Linked DNA regions of Mus musculus: region 2 is linked to region 1. A link is a loop called in an ENCODE intact Hi-C map of the cell type or tissue named here. Cell type or tissue: left cerebral cortex. All regions are shown on one strand.

Evidence for each region. Hi-C counts contacts between places; a loop is a spot of excess contacts. Peaks named below come from ENCODE experiments on the same cell type or tissue, not always from the same donor. Only the 100,000 strongest peaks of a DNase experiment are listed, where the experiment ranks them.
Region 2: a loop joins it to region 1, with 4 times the contacts of the local background. A loop is called at or near these places in 4 of 42 quality-filtered maps.

What each region holds. Positions count from the first base shown.
Region 1 is chr12:85,337,860-85,345,859 of GRCm38, forward strand. Nek9 (NIMA (never in mitosis gene a)-related expressed kinase 9) reads right to left here and starts at 1,503. Exons shown (of 22, transcript NM_145138.2): 1 at 1,144-1,503. The coding sequence starts at 1,362. It overlaps Tmed10 (transmembrane p24 trafficking protein 10), which reads right to left. Exons shown (of 5, transcript NM_026775.4): 4 at 6,366-6,492; 5 at 2,755-5,690. The coding sequence ends at 5,569. In left cerebral cortex, CTCF peaks have their summits at 3,481 (motif pointing right) and 4,588; DNase peaks (open chromatin) are centred at 1,532, 2,289, 3,483 and 6,643; H3K4me3 peaks cover 1,480 bases; H3K27ac peaks cover 899 bases.
Region 2 is chr12:85,726,104-85,734,103 of GRCm38, forward strand. No RefSeq gene overlaps it. Among named protein-coding and RNA genes, the nearest start is that of Flvcr2, 16 kb to the right of the region's middle. In left cerebral cortex, a CTCF peak has its summit at 3,502 (motif pointing left); DNase peaks (open chromatin) are centred at 3,475 and 3,953.

The DNA of each region.
Region 1 (8,000 bases):
TGCTAGAAAATAATCGGCACAAATAAGAACATAGGCGACTACAGATGATAATGTCCACTAATGGGTTGGTTACTGGAATAGAAAAGAACACAAAGATATTTTCTTGCAACTACTTTTCTTCCATCTTTCATAGATATATGCTGGACGCTGGAGGTATGGCTCAGTAGTGGAATGCCTTCTGAGCACTGGCAAAGCCCGTTTTATCCCCAGCACAAAAAGTTCTGGCTGGGAGCAGACACTAGAATTGCAAGTGCATGAATCACCTTTTGCAACCTCAGCAAGTTCTCATTAAATGTTTACCCTAAAGCTAGAGTTTTAAGGCTGTGGTGATTAGACTCAAGTTATGGTTAACTTTTGGAGGTAGACTCACTACAGGGTTTTAAATCAGTACACATTCTTAATTTTGGATTCAGTAACTCATGGGTCTCTCCATTGTGACCTTATGCAAGAAGGTGGGAAAAATGACTTAGCTTCCTTGGGTTCTCAAAGAAAGGGGTCCTTGTTTCTCCAGACTCAACTCCACCAATAAAGTATTTGTCTTATACAATCACTGAAGGAAAAGCAAGAAAACAAACAAACAAACAATGATCTTTCTGGTGATCAAGGAAATCCTCCGAGTGATCATTTATGAAAAAAACAAAAACAAAAACAAGAAAACAAAGCCTACAGGGCTAGCAGTGTGTTGTAGCTGCCAGTGTGGCTATTTGGAAGTACACACCAACTCCCCATCCCGCCCTTCAACAGCTATACGAAAGGAAGTAAGCTTTTACAGACTGTTCCCAAAGAGCAAGTAAGCTTTTTATATTGTTCCCAATGTGCAAAGCACCTTCGTTTGGACCTCAAAATAACCTTTAAAAAAGTAAAGGTTTTTTTTTTGGGGGGGGGGGCGAGGTTGTTATCGCTAAGTCCAATTAACAAATGGGAAAACTAAAATGCAAAAGACCGCTCAATGACTCGCTCAGTGACAGCGGTGATTAAACCAATGTCCTACAGCAGGGGAAGCGAAAGCACGGTGGGGTTCCCGAGACCTAAACCCCAAGGGACGCCTGACCATAGAGGGCCAGGGGCAAGCAGCACTGGAAAGCGGGGCCGGGAAGGAGGGCGCGGGGAGGCCCGGCAGCGGCCGGAGCCGAGGGCCGCTACCTCGGTGCGGCGGTACAGCGTGGCCTCCCCAAAGGCACCGCGGCCCAGAACGCGGATGGGGATGTAGTGCAGCTCCTCCTGCTCCGCCGCCCCGCCGCCGGCTCGCGGCCCTGGGACAGCGCTGGGGCCCGGGCCCGAGTCCCCGCCACCCCCGGACTCGCTTCCGAAGTCCGAGTTGATGGAATCGCAGTGTCGCTCGTACTCGCCCAGCACCGACATGGCGGCGGAGGCCGCAGCTCGCCGGGAGCCGCCCGCGTATCCACGGCGGGCAGGGCCGGCCGCTTAGCGCCTCAATGGCCTCAGACGCCAGGCAGCGGCTTAGGTGGCCCCGCGGCCCAGGGAGCTTCCATGGTGGCTCCTGCCCCCTGACCCGGAAGCGGTTCTTAGTGTTTCCGGCTCGCCGAGGTTTTCCCTCCGCCTTTCGCGTGCCCACTTGTTGCAGATGCGTCCCGCACACCTTGGGCGTCGCTGGCCTTCACACCCGCGAGTGTCGTGGAAGCGGAAGAGTGACCACACGGCGGGTTTGCAGACCGCTTCCCTACAACCCCCTACCAGCTTTCCAGACTGCGTCACATTTTGGAGGTGGTCCAGGCTAATCCTGGCGACACGTTTGTCCCAGGAGCTGTGACTGTGTTAGCTGTCACTTGGCTTGTTGGGCAGGGCTCCTTTTTTTTTTTTTTTTTTTTTTTTTTTTTGTAGCGATAGTGTAGCAAAGATAATGGAGCAAGCTAAAACATTAGACTTCTGACAACTTTAACAATTCCTTCTTCCTTCCTCCTCCTCCTCCTCTCCTCCTCCTCCTCCTCTTCCTCCTCCTCCTCCTCTTCCTCCTCCTCCTTTTCCTCCTTTTCCTCCTTTTCCTTCTTCATTAAGTCTATAAAGTTGCAGGACTATGACCACCACAGGGTTGCCTAAGTTGGGACAATGCTAAAGGGTTTTGTTTTTCTTTTCTTTTCTTTTTTTTTTTTTTTTTAATGATATTATGGCCCCAGATCCTCAGAGCGCCATGAAAACAATGTTTATGTGTCTGTTGGGGGTGGGGTGGGGATTGTTTTAGGTGATACAGCTAGTTAGGAGGAACTTGAGAGGCAAACCCTGCAGTCTGGCCCCAGAATTAGGAAAGGGCAGGGCGTGATGAAACTAAGGTTATGGGACTGGCGCCATTACACTTGTTGGGCAGAAGCAGGAAGTACACTTTGTATGTTGTACAGTTTGGTGTTTCCTGTGGACAGTGGGAAACTAAAGCAAAGGAGTAGGTGATTAGGGCTCTGTTTTGTGTGTGTGTGTGTGTGTGTGTGTGTGTGTGTGTGTGTGTGTGTGTGCCGATTGAATTCAAGTTGCCTGATTTGCATGGCAAAACCTTTATCCACAGAGCCATCTTACTGGCTCTCAAAGCTCTAGCCTTCTGAGGAAATCTGCTCAAGATTTCTTTCATTAGCATAATGATTAAAACATCCTTTTGCTTAAGTGCCCTGCAGTAAATCAGTGACTTTTTTTTTCTTTAATTTATCTGTTTTCACTCCCTGTGCTTTAAAAAACAACAATTATAGAGGAATCCTTGCTCACCCAGACAAAGGGGCACTAAAGATTAACAGACAAATACACCTCAAATGGTTTCTGCTAGCTTTTATTTGTGAAAGTTTACACAAACATCTCCAACAGGTGAGCCTGTATAAATCCCACATGCCTCTTCCCATTAACAAACAGAAGATGGCTCTGATGGGGGTTCATGACAATGGTAAGGAACAAGGTTTGTTGAAACTGTATGATTCTCAGTTATTTTGACTATGCTGGAACGGAGGGAAGCAGATAATATACCTGTTTATAAAGCGGATATGCTGTTGTGCACGCCTACTGTCAAAGGCAAATGCTCTTCAACTGAACTGAAAAGCATGTTGTCCAGTTTGGTTGTTTTGGGCATGATCAAAATGATCGAAAGGACTTGAAAGAATTTCAGTTCTACAGAGCTTAAGTTTATACTTGTTCTTGGAAACAAAAACATGGACAGAATGCTCTATTTTCTCCTCTCTGAAAAATTGACATTTTTCAGAAAAGAAAATAGAAATCTAATAGAGCGGCTGTCACTGCTCCTTAGGGGGGAAGGCACACGTCAGAAAACAGGAGTCTCTTGTTAGGCTAATGGGACAGACAGGCTATGGTTTTGCACTTAAAAGTCTACAAATGGATTTTGACCCCAAAGTTTATTCTTTTCATACTTACATTGTTCTCCTATCACTTGATATATGAATGTTACAGATTTCTGACCATCTGCTGTTGCCATGGTGAGGACTTGTATTCTAAGATCTTAGATCTTAGATCATTTTTCAACAGCAGATGGCACTATTGTACCAGAGAACACTTGATGCCATGCAAGAGGAATTTATGGAAGTCATAAGACAAAGGCTTTTGAGTTCATAGTAACTGGAACCTTAACAGCACAGCCTGAGACTTAACCACTACATCTTTCCCATCCACCTGCATACTTCATCCAGGTCATCCTAACGGTATTCTCTGGTAACTTCAATATTCCACTTCTTTACTGCAAGCCCTGTAATTCTCAGAACTGCAATTGAGATAAGCCCTGTAACAGGTCAGCAGGGTTAAAAGGTTACCCACTTTCCCAGGAGAAGTGGGAAAGACTTTAGATGATAAACAAGTATTTTTCCTGTTTACAAGCATTTGTACCCACCCCACCCCCGCCCCCGCCACTGGCAATCAGGCCCAGAGCCTTCTGTATGGTAGGTAGGCACTGTAAACTGGGGTACACTTTCCAGAACTGCCTTGAGGTACCTAAAACTTCCACCGAATGAACCTTGGCTTTGATTTTACAACATATATATTTCAAGTATTTACTATCTGTGACTTTCCCAGATGTCCAAGTTAAACCCCGTATATCCACATCTCAGAGATAACACTGAAGAACAGGAGTTAGATCAGTGATTGACCATACATGAAGGGCTGGTAAAATTTACTTATTTTTCCTGGTAGAAGTTATATGAAAAGTTCAAGCAACAACCCATTTGATAGAGGAACCCACACAGAACTCAACAGTGAAGTGAACAAATGACCCACATAGAAATGGGCAAAAGCCACCAACGGACATCTCACTGACAAGGACAGACAGATGGCAAACGACAAGAATGAGAAAGGATGCTCAACGCCATCTGCCATTAGGAAAATGCAAATTAAAACCATAATGAGATATTACAGGCATCCACTCAAGGGGAGAAGTTAAAATAGCAATGATAAAGACCACAGAGAATGTAGAGCTGTAACCTGCCATACAGCCACTCTAGACAGAGCAGGGAGGCTTCCTTTAGAACTCCATGTGCTTCCTACACAGCACAGCAACGGCCCTCTTAGGTATTTATCCCGGAGTGATGAAAACTTACATTCACCTAAGAACTTTAATAGTTAGGCCCAATCCCCAGGCCACCCACATGACCTTTAAGCACAATGCAGTACCATCCATAGCCTGGAGGAAAACCAGGATGTGCACCGCCTTGGAGAGGCACCTCATGGGAATTATGCTGAGTGGAGAAAGCCAACCTCCAAAGGTTACACTCTAGATGACCCATTTACATAACAGAGTTAGAGTTCAGAACAGGGCAGCAGATTAGGGAGCCAGAGCGGGGGGGGGGTGGGGGGGGGGGTGGAGAAGGGAGTGGCTAGCTGCAACACTGCAAATGAAGACCATGGGATGGAACTACTCTACCTGGAAATGATCGACAGGATCTACAAGTGATAAACTGGACAGAACTAAACACACATACACAAGGACTTCAAGCAGTTGAGCACAAACATTTTAATGGTCTAAAATGAGATTTTTTTAAGAGATTATCTACAGTTCAAAGCTCACCTTTTAATGTGTCCCACCCATGACCCTTTTAGGAGACATAAAATTATGAAGGATATCACCAGAAGCTATGTAAACATTTCATCTAAGGACCAAGAGAAGTTCAAGGTGTTTTCACAAGGAAACCAAAGAGACAACTGATATGAAAGAGCTGACCGCAGTCAGAGAAATCTTGGGAGGAGAACTAGAGTGAAGGACAAGGCGATGAGCAGGTGGGAGAGAAAAAGCAAACAGCTCAAACAGATCCTGTGAGGCGGGCGACCCAGGACGAAGGCTGGCTTTGGCGTTATCTAGGTAACCCCGGTTTGTTGTTTTGTTTTATTTTGTTTTCTTTCCATAGGCGACTTTAATAATCTTGTTGCAAAACCAGTCCAAATCCTACTGCATTAAAGTCCTCATTGACTTGTTGGGTATAGGTGGTGCCCATGTGCTCTCATACCAAAAGTATCAGTTCTGGCAAGAAAGCTCAGCTGTGCCTTGATGGTACTGTTAGTAGAATGGCCTTGGGCTAGGCCAGGCATGTCCCAGCGATGTTCTGCTGGCTCTAGGGGACAGAACACTGAGCCTCATTACTCTATCAACTTCTTGGCCTTGAAGAAGCGACGCAGGTAGAAGACCTGCCAGGTGGCTAGTCCAATGAGGCAGAACATGGAAAAGATGCTGAAGTACAGGACCCGGGTGTTCGTGGACTCTAAAGAAACAAAACAATGCAAAAACACTGTAAATGGAATGAAGTTAAGTTGCTTCAGTTTGGCTAAACAATGGCTAGGGCGTAAAGACAATTAGTTAGCCTCATTCTGTCCATAGGTCTCAGAGTTCAAACAATTAAAGCAAGCAAGCAAAAGTGAGTATGGTAACACACCTGTGATCTCAGCACTTGAGAGGCTAAGACAGGAGAATCCTGAATTCCAGGCCAGCCTGGGCTACATAGCAAGATCCCGATAAGAAACTCTAAAACTGTACTAATAGGATCTGAAAAACCTTATGCTGAGTTGGTAACTATAGCCGCCTCAGTGGTACACCACTTTCTTAGCATGCACAAGGCTCTGAGTTCCATCTCTAGCCCTGTTTCCTTTTGCTTTGTTTTTAATCCCATTTAAAATGTTAAAAATTACAAGTTGGTAATACTTTGCTACAAGCTAACCAAAAATATAGTCATTACATATCACCAAAGGAAATGTCATTCTTCTGAAAACCTAGCCAGCTGATTTACCTTTTAGTTACAATAGCCCTAGAGAAGCAATTTTATTTCCCTAAATCATATTCCACTTTTCCCAAACTGAGAAATGTGTACGTTAGCATTCAGTGTCCAGAATCTGTCTCCTTTACAGCTCACGCACTGAGAAATGAAAGCTACCCCACTCACCATTAGTGTCCCTCATCTCCTCTTCCCGCTTCTTCATGTAGGCAAAGTCATTAACAATGGACTCGGAAAGGTCCTCGAGCCGTCGTAACTCCACCTCCAGTGGTTTGAGTTTCTCGACTTTTGCAATCTGGAAAAGATCAGAATTGGATCCAACTCCCTGAAAAAACTGCTTAAGTAAAGAACATCAAAGCACAAAACAAAGCCATCTGGAGGAGCAGAGTCTCCTCCTTACAGCCTGCACTGCACTGCACCCGTAAAGAAGTAGTGAGGGCAGGAGTTAGCCAGTGTGGGAAGGAGCCCAAGAGAAGTGGGGGAGGGGTGTGAGCAGAATGCACCATCTACGAGTCTGTGTACACATTCAAATCTCTGTCAATCATTCTAAGATATTTTAAAATTTGGCTTTCTACCTTTCTCTACAAACTATATTTTTCCACCTTAGATCTTTAATTTTAATTAAGATTTCTTTAAGATGTGTGTAGTAGTGATTCATGTAAACCCAGCATTCAGAAGGCAGGAGCAGGGAGATCTCCAGGACAAGGTCAGCTGAGTGTATAAAAAAGACTTCACAACAAGGCTAGGGAGATGCTGTAAATGGCTCTGTGGTAAGATCACTTGCTATGCAAGCAAGAATACCTGCACTCATCTCCAGCATCCATGTTTTTAAAAGCTGGGCATGGTGATGCATTCTCGAAACTTCAACTTTGCATTGTAGGGTGGAGACACGAGGAGACAGAGCCTGTGCACCACTTCCAGCAAAACAGAACAGCTCAGTGGAAGGCTGTGAAGGAGGAGGTCCTGTCCCTCCACATTCCTGACTGTAGTACAGCACTTTACATTGCCCTTTCATCCTTTGGTAGGCAATTGACACTATAGCTAGCATGGCAGCTTCGAGAGTCATATTAGGTGAATGTAGGCAGAAGGAGGAAGCATGTGCTCCTGCAGTATCACAGAGGAGCTCAAAACCAAAACCAAAAACTAACAGGGTTTTGCATATCTAAGTCATACAACACTGGACTTGATTATGTTCAGAGCCAAGAGAAATCATACATTTGCTAAAAACGACCCTAAATCTACCTTGACCGCTCTTCAATTCCCTTCCAGAGGCAGCTACAGTTACCAACTCAGCATAAGGTTTTTCACACCCTATTAGAAGATAAACAGTGTACAGTTTTATAGCTTTTCTAGTTGAGAGTCCAGGGTTGCCATTCACCTAGTATTTATCTGCACAAAATTCCCCAAGGAAAGCTGGGAGCAGTGGGACATGTCTTTAATCTCAGCACCTGGGAGGCAGCAGCAGGCAGATCTCTGTGAGTTCAAAGCCAGTCAGGTCTGTATAGTGAGTTCCAGGACAGGCTACATGGTGAGATCTCGTCTCAACGAAACAACAACAAAAACAAAAAACTCAAAACCAAACAAATAAAAACCCCAAGGAAAAGGTACTAATAAGACATATAATAAACCAAGCGTAGTCTGCGTAACATCTTCCTCTTGCTCTGCACTTCCCTATCCAAAGCTTCCTGACTGAGACAGAGAGGCAACAGTATGAAACTTCTTAGACATCAATTATTTAAGGGTCCCTAAATAGAAACTTGCAAAAAGGAACTGGAACTGAAACTGTGGTTGTGCTCCAACAGC
Region 2 (8,000 bases), 390 kb after region 1:
AAACTCTGACTGGCCAGGAGAATAGGTTACAGACTAAGGTCTCTTTTAATTATAGCTTAGAGCTCTTTGTAAATGTAGTGTAAAGATAGGGGGTCATAGAGGGTACACTCCCGGGAAAAAGAACTCAGTAAATAAGAGAGATTGACTAAAATAAACCTTTCCTACTTTATAGCAAGGATGATGAAACATATAGTAAAAGAAGTTAGGCGTTGGTATTTGTTACTCCTAAAAAGACCAATTCAGATATTTTCTGTTTGTCTGGAGTGCTTTCAAACTGCAAACACTGCCAACCTCCAAGCAGGCTGTCATATAATAAATGTGTTTGATTTGGAGGAGACATTCTTTAGATTCTTTAAATTGAAGTTATAGGGCTGATAATAAAAATAATAATACCTGGGCTGGAGAGATGGCTCAGCGGTGAAGAGCACTGACTACTTTTCCGGAGGTCCTGAGTTCAAATCCCAGCAACCACATGGTGGCTCACAAGCACCCGTTATGAGATCTGATGCCCCCTTCTGGTGTGTCTGAAGTCAGCTACAGTGTACTTATATGTATAATAAATAAATCTTTAAAAATAATAATAATACCTGGTTCTGTTTGTATTTTCTAATTGTGACTGAACTTGTAACCTTGGACATGTAACAAAAAAAATCAACCATAATCTATATTTCTTAGATAACCATTAGTCTGTCCTTGTTCTGTGAAACCTATATAAAGAAGCACCTGACTGCTAGTCAGTCAGAGCTGTCAGATTCCCCAGAACACCATCGCCTGACTCACTCCTCCCGCCCCTCCTCTTATCTCCTCTTCGGGCTGCCCCGTCATCAAGGACCCTCCACTGGGGAAGGCCCTCAGGCAGTCACCAAAGACCTACAGAGTAGAAAGGGACTGCCTCAAAAAGAGGAAGGTGACCAGTGACAGGAGAGGGACAAAAGATAGTACTGGTGGGTAATTATGATCAAACTATATTATGCATATAAGGCTATCTTAATGAACCCCATTATGTATAATGAATTTGCTAATAAACTTTTAAAAAAGAATTGCCTCCTTCTAGGCAAAGGACGGATAATCAAGAGGGCTTGATTTATCTGATTAAGGTGCAATCATGTGATGCAGGCTGAGCCAATGAGAACATCTCCTGGGAATTTGACTCTTCAAGAGAAAGCTCTCAGAGAAGGAAGGGTGAGGCCAGTTCACCACCACAGGAGGAGCCCTGACCAGGGAACTCGTGTAGCTGTCCAGGTTCCTGCTACCTTCTGTACCTTCCCTTGTATCTGTGAGCTAAACATATTGTTCCAGCAAAGTCATAAACCAAAAGACAGGGCTGGAGACATGGCTCAGCAGTTAAGAGCACTGACTGCTCTTCCAGAGGTCCTGAGTTCAATTCCCAGCAACCACATGGTGGCTCCCAACCATCTGTAATGAGATCTGACGCCCTCTTCTGGTGTGTCTGAAGACAGTACAGTGTACCCACATACATGAACTAAATAAATAAACAAATCTTTAAAACAAACCAAAGATAGTGGCTATATATGGGTTTCCCATAGAGGGACACTGGGTCCTGACACTCAGGGCTCCCTGAGTGAGCTCTGGGATGCCTATGCCCTACTAGAAGCCAGGCATTCTGCTAACCATGCACCAGTCCCCAGAGCAGCTAGCCGACCTGGACAACCACTACTGCTTCTAGCAGGAACCATGACAACAAGCTGAGCTCAGCCTCTAGCTTCAGGCGCATTGGTCCGTCCTACACCAAATACAGCTGCTTGCCTTTAAATAATGGCTGGGGATTTGAAACCCCAGAGCTTTACAACTGAAGGTTTGGTCTCCAGGATGACGTTATTGGAATATAGTGGAAGCTTTACTCTTCAAGGCGTTTGGTTTCAGACCAGAGACATGGGACAGAGGTACACATTTTACATACCAAAGCAGACTGTGTCTCCAGATTCTCCCAGCATCCCGCAGTTCCTACCTGGCAAACCCTGCCTTGAACTTTCCAACACTGCCCCTACCCCTCCCCAGGCTCTTCCCTTCCAACGTTTTGCTCTCTCTCTCTCTCTCTCTCTCTCTCTCTCTCTCTCTCTCTCTCTGTGTGTGTGTGTGTGTGTGTGTGTGTGTGTGTGTGTGTGTGTGTGTTCCTGTGCATCCTCCCATATCCCTCACCATGGCGACTCCCCTGGCCTCAATCCTTGGAGCCAGTGAATTTGCCCGAGAGCAGCTTCTCAATAAACCCACTTTAATATAATATAATCTGACTTGAATTGGCTCATTTCCCTGGCAGCGGACAAATAACATATCACAGATGATTCTCAGCTGCCGCTGTCTACTTTTAACCTTTTTGAAGCCCTGGCAAAAGAAAGAAAAGATGGTGTGGTGTTCTCTGTGCCGAACCGCCAAATACTGCAGTGCCAAGTGTGAGAAAAAAAAAGCTTGGCCGGATCACAAGTGGGAATGCCAATGTCTTAAAAACTGCAACCCAGATATCCCATGGGTTCCGTGGCTCTTTTAGGCAGGGTTATCGTCAAGTTTACCCCTCAAAGTCAGAAAGACTTTACTCATTTTATAATCTGGAGTTCAATATTAATAAACTCAATGAAGATAAGAAAGAGGGCCTGAGGTGACTTGCAATGACATTTCAACATTTTGAGAGAGTAGGAAAAAAAGAGATGAAAATGTCTGGATTTTACAGGGAAGAGATTGGGGGGGGGGGGGGACACGACAGCCAAAGCCCAGACCCTGGGCTAGAAAGTTCAAGGTTGGGGGCAGGGTATGCCAGGTAGAGACTGAGGGATTCTGGGAGAATCTGGAGGCCAGGTCTGCTTTGGTATGTAAGATCCACACTTGGGTCTCTTGTCCTTGATCCGAAACCAAATACAAGGGTCAAGAGGAGCTCCTTAGGTCGTTGAAGGTGCACCCTTGCAGAAGATTCTGGGACTCTGCTGTTCTTCACCGGCCTAGTCCCTCTGTCCCTCTGTCCCTCTTCCCTCCTCTGTATTAGTGACTTTTCTATTGCTGTTATGAGACATAATGACCAAGTCAGCCTGTAGAGGGAAGGGACTTACAGTTTCAGAGTGATGGCAATCCTGCCCTCTCTCTCCCTACCTCAAAATGCTTTCATATGCTTGTTTGAAGTGAGCATTGGGGTGAGTGTGAAGGACAAAATAATAAAAATAACTGCAATGGGGGAGGGATGTGAATGTGCTCCGAGGGTTGGCAGAGACTGCCGGTGGCATCCTTTTTGGCCCTATTTTTCTTTTCGTGATGTTTTCAGGAACTGTTGTAACCCTCATCTTAGATACAGAAACAGCCTCAAAAGACGCTACCTGGTTTGCCCGTGTTAATTAAGTGCGAACACAGGACTCAGGCTGGCCTGCGCTGACCCCAAAGCTGGGATCTTCGGGCCAGGCTTGAAACGCTAAGGAAGGTTCTCTAGCTCCACATTGTACACAGAACCACGGGGACAGCACCTAGGTAGTGCTGCCACCTAGCGATAAGATGGAGAACTGCACGTGCCAATTTTTGGTCCCTGTTTCACGCTGAGCTGACCATTGAAGTTCCGGCCAATGGTCATACCTTCCTTGCTCTGCCAGGAGTGGGGTGCACAGTTGTGATCTCTGGATGTAAGCTTCCACCTCTCTGGGCACCCCCAAAGCTCACTATAAAGGGAGTCATAAATGATTGACAGGAAGCTCTCAACAGTTTGGGGGTTCCACCTGGCCTCCACATATCACCTTGAAGACATTTGATGTGAGGGTCAAAGTTCATCCCATACCTCCTCTATGGCAAGTCCTCTAATTTCTGTACTGTCGTGTTCGGCTCTAGTCATCAAGCAACCAGCTAGCTCTCTGGTCACAGAGCAGAGAAAACCCCTGTGCCCAGTGTCTCTGCTCTGCCAGGCTGCCCTGCCCCGTGCCCCACTTCTTCTGTCCGTTGGATTCACCAGCTGAGGCCCGTTTGTGTCAGCACAGTCATTCAGACACAATGACTCAAGTCGGTGGGGGAGGGGGAGCTGTGTCAGCACAGGGTGTTTGACCTTTATGGCAGTGAGGAGTCACCTCAATCTGAAATGTGTGGCTGCCTAGTGATTTCAGTCTCAACTGAAATGCGGACATGAGTGTGATCAATGGGCAGGTGAACAGAAGCACTTCCCCGCTTTCACTCCCTGCACATAGCTCCTTCTGGATCTTCTCTCTTTGTCCAGGTCCGTGACACCTGAACCGTGAAAGAGGAGTTCTCAGAAAATTGGGTACTACCAGAAGATCCAGCAATTCCTCTCCTGGGCATATACCCAGAAGATGTTCCAACTGGTAATAAGGACACATGCTCCACTATGTTCGTAGCAGCCTTATTTATAATAGCCAGAAGCTGGAAAGAACACAGATGTCCCTCAACAGAGGAATGGATAAAGAAAGTATGGTACTTATACAATGTAGTACTACTCAGCTATTAAAAACAATGAATTTATGAAATTCTTAGGCAAATGGATGTATCTGGAGGATATCATCCTGAGTGAGGTAACCCAATCACAAAAGAAGTCACTTGATATGCACTCACTGATAAGTGGATATTAGCCCAGAAACTTAGAATACCCAAGATATAATTTGCAAAACACAAGAAAATCAAGAAGAAGGAAGACCAACGTGTGGGTACTTCATTCCTCCTTAGAATAGGGAACAAAGAAGGAGTTAGAGAGACAAAGTTTGGAGCTGAGATGAAAGGATGGACTATCCAGAGACTGCCCCACCCAGGGATCCATCCTATAATCAGTCACCAAACGCAGACACTATTGTATATGCCAGCAAGATTTTGCTGAAAGGACCCTGATATAGCTGTCTCTTGTGAGGCTATGCCAGTGCCTGGCAACTACAGAAGTGGATGCTCACAGTCATCTATTGGATGGAACACAGGGCCCCCAATGGAGGAGCTAGAAAAAGTACCCAAGGAGCTGAAGGGATCTGCAGCCCTATATGGAACAACAATATGAACTAACCAGTACCCCCCAGAGCTCATGTCTCTAGCTGCATATGTAGCAGAAGATGGCCTAGTCAGCCATCATTGGGAAGAGAGGCCCCTTGGTCTTGCAAACTTTATATGCCCTAGTACAGGGAAACACCAGGGCCAAGAAGTGGTAGTGGGCAGGTAGGGGAACAGGGCAGGGAGAGGGTATAGGGGACTTTCAAGATAGCATTTGAAATGTAAATGAAGAAAATACCTAATAAAAAATTGAAAGAAAAAAAAAAAAAAAAGAAAGAAAGCCAGTGTTCTTTTCCCCTTCAGACACGGGCCTCAGTGACCAAGCCCGCTCAGTCAGTCAACAGGTTCTCCAGCATGGGAGTGAGGATTAAAAAGAAAAAAGACACACAACATTGTAGGGTAACCCCAGTCAATTCTGAGACTGAAGGCAAATTTTTATTTTCCAACCCACTTTTTTTTGGGGGGGGTGGTTGAGACAGGGTTTCTCTGTATAGTCTTGGCTGTCCTGGAACTCACTTTGTAGACCAGGCTGGCCTCAAACTCAGAAATCCGCCTGTCTCTGCCTCCCAAGTACTGGGATTGAAGGCGTGCGCCACCACCGCCCGGCTCCAACCCACTTTTTAATACCACTTTAATTACATGCAAGTATTTTGGGCAAGCTAAATCCTGTGATTACTCCTGATAGTTGTTACAAAGGGCTTATCATAATGACCGAAATATTTGAGCCCACTTTCTCCTCCAAGCCCAAAAATCTTGCCTGAGTCCTAGTTCCACCCTAAGACTAAAATTCCTGCCTTATCCTACTTTCCTATCACAGCCTAAAGTTAGATTCCTGCCTGAGCTTACTTCCCTGTCCTAGGACAATGTCAGATTCCTGTCTGAAGCCCACTTCTTTGCCCTTAGCCAATGTCAGACTCCTGCCAAGTGGTACCCCAAAAGACTTTCCACACCTCAGCACTATGTGGTGAATAGAAGGAGGATAAAGGGTCTTAATCCTCTTTAGAATAGCAACCCTCTCAGTAAATGTGAGCCTCATTCTGGCCAAAATCAACCCAGTGGCTTCTTGGTCTAGTCCTCAAAATTTGCCTCTAACATACACAATTCCTATTGTAAAACCCATCTTGGCTAGTTTTACATCAACTTGACTCAAGCTATAGTCATCCAAGAGGAAGAAACCTCAGTTAGAAAAACGCCTACAAGCAGGCAAGCCTGTAGGGTATTTTCTTAATTATTGATGGAAGGAGGAGGGCCTAGTCCATGGTGTGTCATGCCATCCTGAGGCAGGTGGTCCTGGGTTAGCTCCTGCCTCCAGGATCAGCCCTGCTTGCACTCCTGCCCTGATTTCCCTCATGATGAACAGTGTTGTGCAAGTGTAAGCCAAACAAACTCCACATTCGTTGCTTTTGGTCTGTATGTGTTATCACAACAACAGTAACCCTAATTAGGACAGAAATTGGTACCAGGATCATGGGGCATGACTATGACAGGCATGACCGTGTTGTTTTTGGAAGAACTGTGGAAAGACTTTGGAGCTTTGGGTGGAAAAGACACACAAAAAACCCCCCAGAAAACAGGATTGTTCAAAACTTGGTGAGTGGTTCTGTGGGAACCTGGAGGAGAGGAGTTGAGAGAAATGCAGGTGATGGTGGCCTGCCTTATAAAAGCTTGGAAGGAAGCTTGAGAATTAAAGCTTTTACAGGCCTGCTGCATACCAAGACAAGCTTTCTCCATGTAGCCATGGCTGTCCTGGAACTGGCTTTGCTGACCAGATTGGCCTCAAACTCACAGAGATCCCTCTGCCTCTGCCTCTCTGCGCCTCTGCCTCTCTGCCTGTGCCTCTGCCTCTCTGCGCCTCTGCCTCTCTGCCTGTGCCTCTGCCTCTCTGTGCCTCTGCCTCTGCCTCTGCCTCCTCTGCCTCTGCCTCTCTGCCTCTGCCTCTGCCTCTGCCTCTGCCTCTGCCTCTGCCTCTGCCTCTGCCTCTGCCTCTGCCTCTGCCTCCTCTGCCTCCTCTGCCTCTGCCTCCTCTGCCTCTGCCTCTGCCTCTGCCTCTGCCTCTGCCTCTGCCTCTGCCTCTGCCTCTGCCTCTGCCTCTGCCTCTGCCTCCTCTGCCTCTGCCTCTCTGCCTCTGCCTCTGCCTCTGCCTCTGCCTCTGCCTCTGCCTCTGCCTCTGCCTCTGCCTCTGCCTCTGCCTCTGCCTCTGCCTCTGCCTCTGCCTCTCCCTCTGCCTCTCCCTCTGCCTCTGCCTCTGCCTCTGCCTCTGCCTCTGCCTCTGCCTCTGCCTCTGCCTCTGCCTCTGCCTCCCGAGAGTGCTGGGATTAAAGACATGTGCCACTCCCACACCCCCACCAGCTGCATATTTGCTATTTTGAATTAAGACTCTGTGCTAGTCAGCTGGATCCAAATTGTCAACTAATTACAAGAGACCAGCACCATCGAAATAAAACTGAGACAATTGATGTTGGTTAACTGGAGCCATGAAACTAGCAGAGAGATGGTTCAGAGGTTAAGGGCACTGACTGCTCTTCCAGAGGTCCTGAGTTCAGTTCCCAGCACCCATATCGTGGCTCACAACCATCTTCTGATGTGTTTGAGGACAGCTATTGCTACATCCACTTCAGTAGTGACAAGCGCGACAGGCCCCCAAAACCTGGGCACTGTCCCAAGGTGAAAAGTTCACAGAAACTTAGTCTCCTGGAACCATAGCATCCTGTAGAATGAATGCTCCAGTGTCCTTGCTTTAGTTGGTAATGGGATCTGTGTGCTTTCCCTTAATATTGCTTTATTATAAGTGCTCCTAAGGACTGATGTTTTTGACATATAGCTAAATTAGATTCTAGGCAGTCCTTAATCCGACCCTGGGCATGGATAGCTAAATTACTGCCCTACACAGGAATTTACCATTATCTGGGAAGAAGGAAGTTTGTGATCTAAGGAGGAACCAGAGTAGATACTTAGAACTATAGATAGCTGAGTTACACCCGTATTTACTATGGCCCAAGGAGGAGGTGGACTATACAATAGACTAGAAT